Linked DNA regions of Homo sapiens: region 1 is linked to region 2. The links are chromatin loops, found by intact Hi-C in ENCODE. Cell type or tissue: heart left ventricle. All regions are shown on one strand.

Region 1 (8,000 bases), 300 kb after region 2:
CCAACCACGTGGAACTGTGAGTTCATTAAACTTCTTTTTCTTTATAATTTACCCAGTCTTGGGTATGTTTTTATCAGCAGTGTGAAAACGGACTAATACAGATGGATTGATAGATAAATAGATAGATAATCAACAGATATATAGATAGATAATAATGATAACAGATAGATGACCAAATAGATGATAGGTGGATAGATATATAGATGATAGACAGATAACAGATAGGTGGACAAAAAGAGAGATAGATAAATAGATGACAGACAGGCACACAGAGTCTCTCATGCTAAGGCAGGGTTTTGCAGTTGAGCTGGCACTGCTGACATTTCGGAGTGGATGATTCTCTGTGGTGGGGGTGTCCTGTGCACTGTAGGGTGTCGAGCAACATCCTTGGGCTCCACGCACCAGGTGCCAGTGAGACCACTCAGTTGTGACACTGAAGAATATCTACAGACATTGCCAAGTGTCCCCTGGCATAGAACAAAATCTCCCTACCTTGGAGACCATTGTTCTAAAACTCATAGAGCTCTTTCACTCGTCATAGACAGCATTTGTCTGACCATTTTTATTGTTTCTCAAAATTATGACCTGAATTCTCTCAATTGTTTTGATAAAATTGACGTTGTAAATGTCTTCAAGAGTCTTAGGTTCATTTCCCATCTTAGAAACAAAATAAAGGCCGGGCACGCTGACTCACGCTTGTAATCCCAGAGCTTTGGGAGGCCGAGGCGGGAGAGTCACTTAAGGTCAGGAGTTCGAGACCAGGTTGGCCAACATAGTGAAACCCTGTTTCTACAAAAAAATACAAAAATTAGCTGAGTGTGGTGGCCTATGCCTGTAATCTCAGCTACTCGGGAGGCTGAGGCAGGAGAATCGCTTGAACCTGGAAGACAGAGGCTGCAGTGAGCTGAGATTGCACCACTGTGCTCCAGCCCAGGGGAACAGAGCGAGATTCTTTCTCAAAAAATAAACACACAAACAAAAAACAAAATAAGGTGAGTCCCTATCATTTTCATTTTAAAGAATTTTCTACATTTCTTATTTTAATTTTGCATGACAACAAACACATTCAGGTTTGCATTTGAATGTGTGTTGCTGAAAGAATTAAAAATTAGCGCTCAGCACATTTCACAAAGCCCACACACGTTATGCAGCTATACGGGTTGATCAAAGTCCCTTATACGGGTTGATCAAAGTCCCTTAAAAATTTCAAACTAATTATATATATCTACCCTCTTTTTGCACACCAAAGAACATGCTTCCAGGAAAGCCAAGCAACCCAAGCTCAGATGTTATTGTCAATGCTGAAATTGATCTAATTTCTTCCAGGACAAAAGAAGTCCACTGCATGTGCCTTGGTCCTACAGTTAAATCTACACGACCATTTCCATATCAACTGGTTGGACATATCTACTGACCACAAAGGATGGTGAGGATCTGGGAATAAGCCACCCAATCCACTGTGGATCACCAAATTGAGTTATTCAAAGCACAAAGCAGCTCCTTCTGCAACCTACCAACTCAGGTGTATATTTATCAAATGTCTGTATCATAGTCTCTATCTTATGGACTTGAATTAGACAAAGCTTTACTAGTTGTGGGAACATTGTTCAAAAAAGAACATCTCCAATATGGTCGCATTGAAAATTCAGGGACTTTGGAAGAATCATGTACTTTCTCATTTTATTCCTGTCCAAATGTCGCTTAAATGAAGAAACAGCGATTGAGGAATCCCCCACAAGGGGAAGAAATCCTATTTTCACATTGAATTACTCTTGGATGTTTGATGGGCTGAAAAAGTCTTTGATCCTCAAAGAATTCTGACTTTATAACTTTCAACATTCATGCTCTTTTACTAGGTTGCTATTCCATAAACTAAAGTGGTATTTTACCCAAAATCTTGTGGTCAAAGATTCTGTTATCTTTTTTTTAATGCAAGAAAAAATACACATGCATACACACATACTTACCTAATACATGCACACATACACACACATATACACATACATGTGTGTGTGTTTGTATTAGGTATGCATATTTTTTTCTTGCATTAAAAATGAATAGCATATATATTGGTAGACTAGCAAAAAGCAATCTCATTACAGAATGAAAAATATAAAAGGAAGATAAGCTCTTAAGTTTTCCTCTAAGGGGTGAGCCCAGGGTTTATTCTATCAGTTCCATTCTGACTATTACTAATGTTGAGTGGGTTGAGGCATTTCTCCCCTTCACCTGCTTTCCACTGAGGTGGGTGGTGTTCTTTACAGTTGGCTAGCCACATGGAGGTCTATGGCCAATAAAAGGATTAATGACAACGTGCTTAGAGCTATTATGTGCTTAGGTTATTATCCCAGACCACCTAGACACCAACTCTTTCAGTGTCTCAAAGTGAAAATGAGCACATCCTTGTAAGATTCTCTGCTTTGGAACCTAAAAATTGGCTTTCAGCATGGCTTCAGCCAACTCATAGGTTACATGTCATTTTATAAGCAAGTGTGCTAGGTGGAAGAACTGAGGTTGAATCCTCTATCTATGGGACATCTCAGAATGTTTATAAATTCAGCTGTGTCTGAGGAAACCACCAAAGCATGAACTAGAGCATTGAACAAAATCTGGGATGGGTCAAACGTATAAACTCTTTTATTTTGGGAAATGCCTCTATATAGCCCTCATATTACGAAGGCAAACTGTATCCAATTTGGCCAAAAGTAAGTGAAAGAGCTCTCGTGCTCCGAGGGGTGATGTAAAAGATGGCTAATGTGGAATGTGCACAAATGTCTTAAGTTCTTGGTGCTCTTCCCAACATTGTCTTCCTCTGAGTTATGTTTAGTCTGAGACATAAGATTAAAGCATTACTTTGCCTGTATACGTCTCTGTCTTGGACATATGTGCCCCCAGGTGCTCTATATACGCCAAGGATGGGTGGGGAGGCTGAGAACTATCTGCATTCTGCCGCCAGATTAATCTTATGAAAATACCACTTTGATCACCTTAAGGTAGGAAAAGCCCTTAATCACTCTCCTCCACCAACAGGAAGAAATAAACACTACACAACCCATCATTTAAAGCCCACTGTACTAAGGCTTCAATCACCTCTTTTGAATTATCCTCCATTTCTTTCCAAACAAATCTTTCCCCAGAAAAGTTGTCTATCATTGTTTATAAAGACTGCCTCTTGACTAGACTTGGACTTGAGAAAGAGCCAAGCTATGCAAACTCAACCTCTCCTTCTAGGAACGCATGAACTGAATGAGCTTATATTCTTGTAAGATTTCCCCCTTTTTTCCCCTAAACTTTCAATGAATGGAAGTGAACTCCTGTGACTATCTTACTATAGCACAGCAGAATTTATTACAAAGGTTATTTGTGTTGGCTTCTCTTCAAGAGGGTTTATTTTATTGAAATGTCAAAACAATTTCCTATAAGGTTATTTCAGTTGGAAGGCAAGCCTTTGATAATATAATCACGTGGTTGTGCCTATCCAGAAGTCTCACGGCTGGGATGAGGCAAGTGGTGAGGAACTCATGTAAAGAATCAGGGATTGTCAGTACAGTTCAGAAACAGAGAGGCTCTGGAGAGCCAGAGGACCTGAGTAGGAAGCTTGTTCCTATAGTTGTGAGGTCTGCAGTTGCTGAGAGTCCTGGAGACAAAACCAGGGCCAGTGCTGAGGTGTCAGCCCACCCATGTTTTAGAACAGGTGCATCATTCATCATCAAAGTATCTTCATGTGGAGGCTAAAGTAGCTCCATCTTGAATGCTAATCCACCATGTTGACTTCTGATTGACCCTAGTTCCAGGCATGCCTCTAAGATTTCTATTCTATCTACTGTTCCTTGTGTAAGAGCATGTTCTTGCCATAAATCCTGCCCTTAAACAATCATCCTACACACCCCTTACTCCATGGTATATAAGTCCTGGGTTATTTGGGGGTAGTGGTGTGGAGATCCACCATCTTCTCTCTCTGCCATCCAAGACACAAACATGGCTTCTGTTTTTAAGTACCTATGAAATGTTTTGGGGTTTTTTTTGTTTGTTTGTTTTTTCTGAGAAACTAGATGTGTCAGCCTCTCTCTTTGACTTCTCAGCTTTCTTGGACTTTTGGGGAAAGGTTTGCATAGGCCTGCCTACTGCAGAATACCTCATCCCAAAATTCAAGCCAGGAGGACAAAAGATGAAGACAGTGTCAGAGATGCAAAACCCAGCCACCAAGCCAACAATCCAGTCAACCAAGAGATATCCCATCAACCCACAAACCCAGAAAGTTTTGGGTAAGACATCTGGGCTGAGAGGTGAAAGTTTCATGTTAAGGTTAATGACATGTAATGGCACATGTGCTGAATAATGCCAGTCCAAGTGTGGGCTGCCCTCTGCTGTCAAGTCCAGACAATCAGGGGACATTACACCCATTATCTGTCCAAAGTGAGTTGAGTTTCTCCAGGATCTAACCCTGTCACATCACCTTCATCTTCTTGTCCAAACCCCATTGTTGTGAACAATCAGAACAAGCCTCATGAAGTCAGTCATGGTCTCTGTAGCAGCAATAGCCCCAACCTTCTACAGACCCTCCAAAACACCTAAGATGGAGACCATGAATGCTCCTTAACTTCTTCCAGCAAGTTCAAGATATTCTGATGTGCGTGCCCATCTTGAACACATGGGCAGACGAACACGGTTAGAGCCTGGAGTTGTTTAGTATAAAATACAGAAATTTAATCTTTACCTAGGAGATAGAACTTTGAAAATAAAAGGAGCTCTGAGGATGAACAAGGAGTCATTCCGTCATTTCTCTAAGTGAGGAATCCAACATCAATGGGGTTAATAATCGCCTCTTGGTGACGTTGCTTGATCAGAGACAAGCCAGGAGAAATTCTCCAGAAATCCTGTCGGCTGAGTTCTTGCTCCTAAACAGCTCTTGGAGATCCAACTCTATTACACTATAGGACTGGTATTTCTTGAGGGCTCTTAGGGGGAAAGCATATGTAACTGGTGTGTCGAACAAGCATGACTCATTGAGTATAATCACAAAGCAATTTTATTTTATCTCTTACTAGCTCTTTCAAATATATTCAGTGGGGCTTAGCGAGCAGGGAGAGTTTTGTTGGCCTCCGGAGGAAATGATAGCCAGTCCTGTAACTTTTCTTCAAGCACACAGTGTCTCTCTTTCTCCCTGACTCCCTCCTTCCTTCCCTCTCTCTCCTTTTCTCCTCTCTTTCTCCATCCCTTCCTTCCTCTGTTTATCCATTTGTTCCTTTCTGTCTGGCTCTCTTTCCTTCTTTCTCTTTCTCCCTCCCCCTCTTTTCTTTCTCTTTCTCTTTCCTCCTCCTCCTCTTCCTCCTCCTCCTTCTCCTTCTTTTCTCTCTCTCTTTCTCCTTTCCTTCCTCCATTCATATCTCTCTGACTATCTCATCTCTCTCTCTGTCTGCTCTCCTTCTCTTTCTCTTAATCTCTTCTCCCTTTCTCCATTTCTCCCTTCTCTCTATTTACCATTCGTTCCTCTATCTCTCTCACCCTCTTTCCCTCTCTTTCTCTTACTTCCTTCTCTTTCTCCCCTCTGCTTCCTGTTTTTCTTTCTTTCTCTCTCCTCCTCCTCCTTCTTTCTCTCTCCTTCCCTCCCCCCTCTCTTCTTTTTTTGGTCCTTTTTATATTTCTCCATTTCCCCCTTCTTATTCTCTCCTTTCCTCTCTCTTTCTTCCTCTTTCTCTCTCTGACTCTCTGTCTCACTCTGCCTCCCTCTTTTCATTTTTTTCCTTTCCTTTCCTCTTTTCTTTCCTCTCCTCTCCTCTCCTCCCCTTCCCTTCCTTCCCTTTCTCTCTCTTTCTTTCTCTCTCTTTCCTTCCTTCCTTCCTTCCCTCCCTCCCTCCCTCCTTCCTTCCTTCTTTCTCTCCCTTTCTTCCTCTCTCTTCCTTCATCCCTCTCTCTTTCTTCTTTCTTCTCTCTCTTCCTTCCTTTCCTTCTCTCCCTCTCTCTTCCTCCATTCTTCTCTCTCCTTCTCTCCCTCCATAAAAACGTGTGTGTCCTCTCAGCATCTTCCACCTCCAGGTAGGAATCATTGAGTCAGAGAAGGATATTAAGAGAAGGCAGCTTTGAGCTTCTTTTCCTTCCATCCAGTAGCATAGGCTCATGTGCAGGAGGAGGGGGAGCCTGCTTGGGTCATGTGACAGGCTCTCTTTCCATTGTAACTGGAGCAGTGATAGACAGAAGTCCTTATTTCTCCCCAAACCCCCTGTAGACTTTGCAGTGGGCTCCTAACCAAGTGGGGAGGGGCACACATAAATTGCTCCTTAAATGCCCAAAGTCATCATCTAGGAGACCCTGAGAAGGATGCTGAGAAACAATGAACTCTGAGCTGTTTTGCAATATCAGGGTTTCTTGTGTAGCCCCATGGAGGCTGCGTAAAGTGCTGGCTGCATGTTCCTGTGACCTTGCAGTTTTTGGCATCTTATGCCATGAGTGGGGGTTGCAGCTGCTGGCTGTAGGTACAGCCAAAGGTAGCAACATTGACACTCGCAGGCCACTGAGGACCTTAAACCATGACTCCTCTGGCTGCTGGTCTAGGTATTTTGCCTTATAAAGGAAGGGGCTTCATTTCAGTGGCCAAAACAGAAATTTAACTGAGCCTCACTGGGCTGAAATAAGGGTGTCTGCAAGAATGGTTCTTCTGGATGCTCCATGGATGAATCTGTTTCCTTGCTTTTTCCAGCTTCTAGAGGTTGCTGTATTCCTTGGCTTGTGGTGCCTTCTTTCTTCCTGCATCACGCCAACCTCCACTCTCTTTGTCACATCTCCTCTTTCTCTTTTTCTGAATCCCTGCCTTCCTTCTATAAGAACCACTGAGACTACATTGAATCCACCCAAATAATCCAGAATAATCTCCCCATCTCAAGATTTTTAACTTGATCTCATCTGCAAAGTCTGCTTTACCATGTAAATCAACATATTCATTGGACATGGACACCTTTGGGGCCATTATTCTGTCTACCACATGGGGATTAGGATGTGGACATCTCTGGGGCCAGTATTCTATTACATGGGGATTAGGATGCAGACATCTTTGGGGACATTATTTTTTCCACCACATGGGGATTAGAATGTGGGCATCTTTGGGGGCATTATTCTGTCTCCCACATGGGGGATTAGGATGTGGACATCTGTTCAGTTCTGCAGACCTGGAGGTAAAGAGTTTAACGTTGCTCAAGGAGAGGTCTGGGCTTTGGAGTTGGCTAGAATTTAACTTTGCTCAAGGAGAGGTCTGGGTTTGGCGTTGACTCTAAAACTTGACATCTAAGCCTTTGGAATGTGTGCCAAACAAAGACAGGAGTGTATTTGTTTCTGTAGGGGTGTTGGTTCACACTGGGCAGTCTAACAGTGTGATTTGGAGTCAGGGTAGCCACATCCATTAGTAACAATGGGATTCAGGTTCCATGGTATTGGTAGACTTCCAGTGAGACTGGAGAATGATCAGCCACATAGACAATTAATCAATCACAATGAAGCCTCAGTAAACACTGAACCCCAAGGCTCAGGTGATATGCCCAGTGATATGGTTTGGATATGCTTCAAATCTCATGCTGAAATGTGATTCCCAAGGTTGGCAGTGGGGCCTGGTGGGAGGTGATTGGATCCTGTGGGTGGATTTTTCATGAATAGTTTAGCACCATTCCCCTTCGTACTGTCCTTGTGATAGTGAGTGTGCCCTCATGAGATCTGGTCATTTAAAAGTGTGTAGCCCCTCCTCACTCTCTCATTCCTGCTTCCACCACGTGAGACACCTACTCTCCCTTCACCCTATGCCGTGACTGAAAGCCTCCTGAGGCCTCCTGAGAAGCAGATGCCAGCATCATGCTTCCTGTACAGCCTGCAGAACTGTGAGCCAATTAAACCTCTTTTCTTTATAAATTACCCAGACTCCATTTATTCTTTATAACAAGGCAGGAATGGACTACTACACCCAAGTTGGCAACACTTCATGCATATTGCCATACACTGATGCCTAGAAACCAACA
Region 2 (8,000 bases):
CACTCTAGGTTCCCACGCCGCCCCTAATCCCGCTCGAAGCAGCCCTGAGAAACATCGTCCATTCTCTCTCCATACCACCCCCCAAAAATTTTCACTGCCCCAACACTTCAACACTATTTTATTTTTCTTATTAATATAAGAAGGCAGGAATGTCAGGCCTCTGAGCCCAGGCCAGGCCATCGCATCCCCTGTGACTTGCACATATACACCCAGATGGCCTGAAGTAACTGAAGATCCACAAAAGAAGTGAAAAGGCCCTGCCCCGCCTTAACTGATGACATTCCACCATGGTGATTTGTTCCTGCCCCAGCTTAACTGAGTGATTAACCCTGTGAATTTCCTTCTCCTGGCTCAGAAGCTCCCCCACTGAGCACCTTGTGACCCCCGCCCCTGCCCACCAGAGAACAGCCCCCTTTGACTGTAATTTTCCATTACCTTCCCAAATCCTATAAAACGGCCCCACCCCCATCTCCCTTCGCTGACTCTCTTTTCAGACTCAGCCCGCCTGCACCCAGGTGAAATAAACAGCCCTGTTGCTCACACAAAGCCTGTTTGGTGGTCTCTTCACATGGACGCGCATGAAAGAAATGTTCATCTCATCCAAAAACACCCACACAGTAACATCCAGGGTAACCTTTGACCACACGTCTGGGCACTGTGGATAAAATTCACCATCACACCAGCCCGGTGGATACATAAAATTCATCATCACGCCAGTCAAGTGGACGCATAAAATTCACCATCACACTAGCCAAGTGGACATATGAAATTCACCATCACACACTATGAGAAACTGAATCACAGATGGTAAGGAAATGAAGTCACAGGTCTATGTCAGTGGTTGTCAGTTGGGGTGATTCTGAACTCCATACCCAAACCCCAGGGGGCATTCAGCAATGTCTGCTTGTACTTTTGGTTAATACACCTGGGGAGAGTACTACTGGCATGTGGTGAGTAGAGGCCAGGGATGCTGCTTAACACCCTACAATGCACAGGCTGCTTCCCATAATAAAGAATTACTTGGTTCAAATATCAATAGTGCCAAGATTGGGAAACTCTGATATGCAATAATGACAAAAGTTATAACAGGTAACTTTATGACTAGTTAGACATTTAGAATGTTGTTGATTTTATGACTAGTTTAATCATAGTGTATTTTTTTAAAAGTAAGTATATATGTTTTATTTTATGAATATTATATATTTGCAATTGTATTTTGATACTTTTGCATGTTATTAAGTGACATCTCCTCCTAACTGTGTCTATGTATATATTGATCTCTCATCTATCCCATTCAGGAGGCTCCATCCTCATGACCTCATCACCTCCCAAGGGCCTCACCCCCTGACACCATCATCTTGGGGGTGAGGATTTCAGCATAGGAATTGTGGGAGACACAAGCATTCAGTTCATTGCACATGGTTGTACAGTTTTGTAAAATCCCCCAAAGTAAGATACATTCAAATTCATTTTCTGAAAGATGACTTCTGAAATTTTGTAAGCTTCAGCTCCCACAAAACCTGCATCTAATCCTAAATGCAAGGAGTGTATTCCTGGTTTTGATGGTGGTAGTTATGGCCACGGTTGTTTCTGACTTTCCAGTCAAGGAGATCCTGCGATGATCTGAGAAGCTAATGCACAGGATTCAGTGAGGAGTGAACTTGTTCATCTGTAGAATGTGGATGGCCTTTCTTTCCTTCTGGGAGCCAGCTCCCCTGTGGAGGAGAAATTCACCAAGTATCTTTTTTATTTTTAAATTTAATTTTATCTTCCTAATTTTATTTTTTTAGAGACAGGGTCTCATTCTGTCACCCAAGCTGGAGTGCATTTTTTATTATTTATTTTATTTTCCTAAGTTTATTTTTTTTAGAGACGGGGTTCTCACTCTGTCACCCAAGCTGGAGTGCATTGGTGCAGTCATAGCTCACTGCAGCCCCCACCTCCTGAGTTCAAGCGATCCTCTTACCTAAGCCCCCTGCGTAGCTGGGACTGCAGGTAGATACCACCAGGCTTGGCTAATTTTTAAAATATTTTTAGAGATAGGGTCTTGCTCTGTCGCCCAGGCTTGTCTCGAACTCCTAGGTTCAAGTAATCCTCCTACCTCAACTTCCCAAAGGGCTGGGATTAAAGATGTGAGCCACTGCTCCAGCCACGCCAAGTATACTTGTTCACCATTCTCCAATGCCCTTCATATCTGTATACATTTTATTTTGTTGGATCAACAGAAAGGATTTGGTTGAAATTCTTTGACTATACTCTGTGCAGGTATTGCAAATTTTGGTGACTATTACAGTGTCAGTTGCAGGCTAATTGTGATTTAGATTCAGAATTATGACAGATACAAAGTAGGAAGTTCATGACAGCATTCCTCTATTTGCAATTTTAAGCAAATTCTCCTTATTCTTATTTTTTGAAGGTCTAATATCTATTGGGATTTAAATTTGCAATGTGAGATAATGATGCCCTGTTTCCTAAAATACTATAAAAATAAGTTTTAGCCATATTTTCCATATTAAAAATTAAATTGCTGCCTAGCGAAGACCTCTGGAGCCAGGCTGGAGAATAACTGTGCTTATTGGCTGTCTGTTACAGTTTGCCCAGGACTTTTGTGGTTTTAAAGCTGAAGGTCCCACATCCTGGGGAAACCCTTAGCCCCAGGCAATTCTAGAAGTTTCCTCGCTGTCGTAGGAACCTATGTGTTATCCCATTCAGAGAGTCCTTGATTCAGACTGTGGTTGTCTAATTGTTGCAGGGCAGGTGAGCCCCCAAACTGGGGGCTTAGCTTGGGAGGGTTCTTGGCTTCACCCAGGAAAACATTTCAGGGTGAGCCCGTGGTGTTAGACAGCAACTTGCAGAGCAGTGGCGTGATCTCGGCTCACTGCAACCTCCACCTCCAGGGTTCAAGTGATTCTCCTGCCTCAGCCTCCTGGTAGCTGGGACTACAGGTGCACATGACCACACCTGGCTAATTTTTGTATTTTTAGTAGAGATGGGATTTCACCATGTTGACCAAGCTGGTCTCGAACTCCTGACCTCAAGTGATCCACCCACCTCAGCCTCCCAAAGTCCTGGGATTACAGGCGTGAGCCACCCCCACTTTCACTGAAGTGGCAGTGCACAGCAGCAGCAGCAGAGGTCCTGCTCCTGGCAGAGCAGGGCTACCCAATAGGCAGTGCGTCCAGAACAGCAGCTCAGAGGCAGTGCTGGAGTCATATGTATACCCACTTCTAATGGCATGCAAATTAAGGGGCAGATTATGCAGAGATTTCAAGAAAAAGAGTAGTAACTTCCATGTTCTTGGATCATTGCCACAGAAAGGGGCGGTAACTTCCAGGTGTTGCTATGGTAACAGTAAACTGACATGGCACTGGTGGGCGTGTCTTATGGAGAGGAGCTATTGCTATTGCCACTTCCCTATTTTAGCTAGTCTTCAGTGTGGTCCAAAGTCTAAGTCCCTGCCTCCGGAGTCAAGTTGGGTCTCCTACTTCATAATGAATGGCCTCTTAGGTGATGAAGATAAATCGATTGGTCTCTTTTTGTTTCACACGAATCCACCACATATTGACTGGGGAGTTTGGGATGAAGATTTAGACGACCCAACAGAGAAGTCCCCTCAAAAGCCCATGGGGCCACTCTTCTGAAGCTCCACTTCACCTGCTTCCGCACACCCCAGTCCTGCCTGATACTCAGCTTTTCTTTCTCTCGTGAATAGAGACACACGTTTTTCTCCCTTGACACCATGGAGGTTGGGATTCTGATAAGGATTAGAATGCTACAGATCAATCCTCTAGTACAGTCCTTCTCAAAGTGTGGACATTTAAGGCTGGGTGGATGATCCTCTGGGGTGGGGTGTCCTGTGCACTGCAGGGTGTTGAGCAGTGTCCCTGGGTTCCACCCACCAGATGCCCGGAGCACCAACCACCCCGGTTGCGACACCCAAAGCTATCTCCAGACATTGTCGAGTGTCCCTGGGGACATAGTTGCCTGTGTGGAGCACCGCAGGGTCAGATGAACACAGCAAGGACCACTGACAATGTGAGCATCTGTGTCACCCTCTGCTGTCACTCGCCGGAACCAGAAGGGACGATTTGCAGCCGGTACAGCTTTTTCCCATGCCGAGCTTCCTGCAGAGGCTGCTTCCCAACGCATTGGAAAGTCCCTGGCTCTCGGAGTGAGTCTCAGATCCTCCTGGCTTCATGGGTCCAGCAATTAAGTATTGCCACATACCTTTTCTTTTAGCTCTAAAAATTGTTTGTGGACCTGGGAATTAAAAAGAAAAGAAAAGTGGCGCTAAGCAGAAGAAGCCAGGAAAACCCTGCTCCATTGTTTTGCAGACGGAGACGAGAGAGAGAGAGAGAGAGAGAGAGAGAAAGCAATCCCGACGTTATGAGAATCGGCTGCACGACCATCCCATGCCTTTCAGGAAAACCAACACAAACGCCCCAGTGGAGACATTTTTAACCATTGTAAAATTTTCTAGAAATCTCAGGCATGACTGGTTCTTTTGTGGCTGGCGAATCATATTATACGTGGTGCTGGTGCATCTTGCAAAACGCTTAAAAGATAAGTGTACCACATAGATTTGAACATTGCGAATTGGAACATTTAAAAAAAATCCATGGTTGCTTAATTCTTGGAAACAGAAACAATTTAGTTTATACTCATTTGAACTGTAAACCTAGCTAGTCGTTTGTATACAGAATGTTTGCGGGTATTGCTGACTATGGCTTTGTGGATTATGAAACAGCTATAATAAATCAACAAGAAACCTTGGCAGATTTAGTTGTCTTCCTCCTTTATGCAGAGCTTTAAAAAATGTTTTATGTAATAGGTGCGTGAGATCTTTTCTGTTTAAACAGTCTGCACAAGAGGGCAGTGTATACCACTTAACAAGGTTTTCCCTGGGGACGTGGAAGTTTATTTGTGGTGGCAGAGAGGGAGGTTCAGTAGATTTTTCTTACTCCGCTATAGAAATAACTTCCCATAGAGAATTATGACTCTTATGTATCTATTATTATTGATATTTATTATGTATTTTATAGAATAAACATAATTCACCTCCACTTTTAGAAGATACAAGCTCTTTTCTTTCACTAACTCAGGAATCCAATAGTGAGACACAACTTTCCCTATGCCACATTTACTGTTTGGCTCAGATGAAAATATCAATTAGCCTTTAAAAAAGAAAAGAAAATGTCCTATGAATAAATATTCATGACAAGATGTCCATGCGAAGAGCTGATCATCAAAATACCTAGCACAGTTCATGAGGCTTTTTCCTCTAAAAAAGCATGAAATTCATCTTTTGAGGTACATTTGGCTTCCACCAATGTTGTTTTTGAGTGTTGACAAGCAAAAGTTAGATTTTTAGAGAAGGCTGGTGTTGTTGGTAGCAAAAGTAAAATCATAATGAAATTTTAAAAGATTTATTTCTTCAAGGCTTAGGTTCTTCATTTATTTATTTTTGAGACAGGGTCTCACTTTGTTGCCAGGCTGGAGTGCAGTGGCGCGAGCTCGGCTCACTGCAACCTCCGCCTCCCAGGTTCAAGTGATTCTCCTGCCCAATCTCCCCAGTAGCTGGGATTATAGGCACTCACCACCACACCCAGCTAATTTTTGTATTTTTAGTAGAGACAGGGTTTCACCATGTTGCCCAGGCTGGTCTCAAACTCCTGACCTCAAGTGATCCGCCTGCCTTGGCCTCCCAACGTGCTGGGATTACAGGTGTGAGCCACCACTCCTGGCCCCCAGGCTTAGGTTTAGTAAGCAAACAACAACTAAAAAAACAAGATAAAAAATGACATGGAAAGATAAGTTTATTTAGACAAGTCATTTAAAGCAAATCCGGGTTTAGAAGAAAATTTAGATTGCAAGTTTCCTGAGGGCAAAAAAAACCCTTCTTTTCATAGTTCTTTTTTATTTTTTATTTTATTTTTTATGAAAAAAATTAGAGATAGAGTCTTGCTATGTTGCCCAGGATGGTCTCGAACTGTTGGGCTCAAGCAATCCTCCTGCCTTGGCCTCCCAAAGTGCTAAGAGTACAGGTGTGAGCCACCACACCCAGCCTATGGTTCTTATATTTTATAAAGTATGTAATGTTTTCCTCATTTTTTGCATCTTTTCCTTTCTCCCTTCCTGTATCTTTTCTTCCTCAATATCACAATGAAAACATATTGTAAGGGCTGCATTGCCTGATGTATGAATTTCTAAACAGGGCACTTTGAACAAAGAGGATTATCTGTGGCATCAAAATTCAAGTCACCACTAGATCTTGTGATGGTCTAGTCCCATCGCATAAAGTGAAATCCTGCATTTCCAATCTAAAGCTTTCCAGTGCTTTCAGGTTGTGAAATTAAACAACTTGGGTACTTTTTAGATAGAAGCAAAATACAAATGGAAGTAGGGGGCTAAGGATTTCTCATATTTTTTGGTTTAAAAAATAATCTCCAGCCTGAGCAACGTAGTGAGACCCATCTCTAAATTTTTTTTTTTTAAATTAGCTGGGCATGGTGGCATGCGCCTGTGGTCCCAGCTACTTGGGAGGCTGAGGTAGAAGGATTGCTTGAGCCCAGGAGTTTGAGGCTGCAGTGAAGCTGTGATTGTGCAACAGAGTGAAACTCTCTCAAAAACAAACAACAGCAACAACAACATTTCAGTGACAATGATGGCCTTAGAGGCTGGGTACCTTAGAAATGATACATCTTCATGTGCATAGAAAGATCCCTTCCTTCCTTCCTTCCTTCCCTCCCTCCCTGCATCCCTCTTTTCCTTCCTACCTTCCTTCCTTCCTTCCTTCCCTCCCTCCCTGCCTCCCTCTTTTCCTTCCTTCCTTCCTTCCTTCCTTCCTTCCTTCCTTCCTTCCCTCCCTCCCTCCCTCTTTTCCTTCCTTCCTTCCTTCCTTTTACCTTTTCCTTTCCTTTTGGGGTCACACACTTAACAGCTAGTTTAATTTTGGAGGGTCTCAAGTTTGATCAGAAAAAGGCATGTTTATCCTTTAAAGAAGGCAACAAGAGTTTCTCTCTCTGTCTGACTTTACACCTCCACAATTTCACCAAGACAGAGATTTTTATTGGGTGAGCACATATACTTAAAAGAATTACTTGAGACAAAAATGAAGAACTTCATGGAGAGTTGAGGGTCTTGGAATGAGCAGAGTGACTCTTGGTGAACTCCACCTTTCCCATCTTCCAAAAAAAACCAAAAATCAATTCACTCTGAGATCTAATAATACCTCTGAATTGATCATCTACAGTAATCAAAGCATTCAGGCCATGAGAGCTGGTGTCTATGTTAGGGGTTCTGCATAGTAAACTGCAGTACACATTGAGAAAATATCATCGTCTCTAAACATTTGTTTCTCTGGGCTGATGAAAGAGTAAAGATGTCTGAAGAATAAAAAGGATGACTGTGTGGAAACATGCCCTGCCAACTTGATAAATTCACCAATGATCACAATTGAGTGTCTTATGTAATGAAAGTTGGCTCATTAAAGAATACCCATGTGCCCTCTGGGCATGCTTTGGATTGGCATCCACTTCTGTAAGCCAGGTTGTTTGAGAACAGATGAGTTAACTCTGCAACCAGAAGATTTAATGTGCGATTTTGCTCAGGGCTATTTCGCTGAGACACAGAAGATGGCAACAAGATCTATGCGATCTTTTGCCATGAGGGCAGCAAGTGGATGTGTCTCAGCAAATCTTTTAGAAGAATGCAGAACCATCTGACCAGGTTTCTGGAAATGTTCAGCTCCTCGTCCTGCCTGGAGAATCCCGTGTCTTGCAAGGCTGTTAGCAAGGAAGCACTCCCTCTCCTTGAGCTAAGGATGGCTTTTAGTGAAGGAAGGAAGGGAGGGAGGGAGGAATCTTTCTATGCACATGAAAATATATCCTTTCTAAGGTACCTAGCCTCTAAGGCCATCAGTGTCACTGCTTTTCGAAAACAAATAACATCACTGTCCAACTTATAAAACTCTTCTTCAATATAAATCTAGAACCTTCTGG

Evidence for each region. A loop is a pair of places that touch in the nucleus more often than their neighbours do. Peaks named below come from ENCODE experiments on the same cell type or tissue, not always from the same donor. Only the 100,000 strongest peaks of a DNase experiment are listed, where the experiment ranks them.
Region 1: it touches region 2 in a loop (8-fold over the local background); 15 of 110 quality-filtered maps call a loop at or near these places.

What each region holds. Positions count from the first base shown.
Region 1 is chrX:3,241,510-3,249,509 of GRCh38, reverse strand. No RefSeq gene overlaps it. Among named protein-coding and RNA genes, the nearest start is that of LINC01546, 26 kb to the left of the region's middle. In heart left ventricle, a CTCF peak has its summit at 4,406 (motif pointing left); no DNase peak of the experiment used is centred here.
Region 2 is chrX:3,545,726-3,553,725 of GRCh38, reverse strand. No RefSeq gene overlaps it. Among named protein-coding and RNA genes, the nearest start is that of SNORA48B, 17 kb to the right of the region's middle. RefSeq lists an enhancer at 143-1,094. In heart left ventricle, a CTCF peak has its summit at 4,862 (motif pointing right); no DNase peak of the experiment used is centred here; H3K4me3 peaks cover 955 bases; H3K27ac peaks cover 648 bases.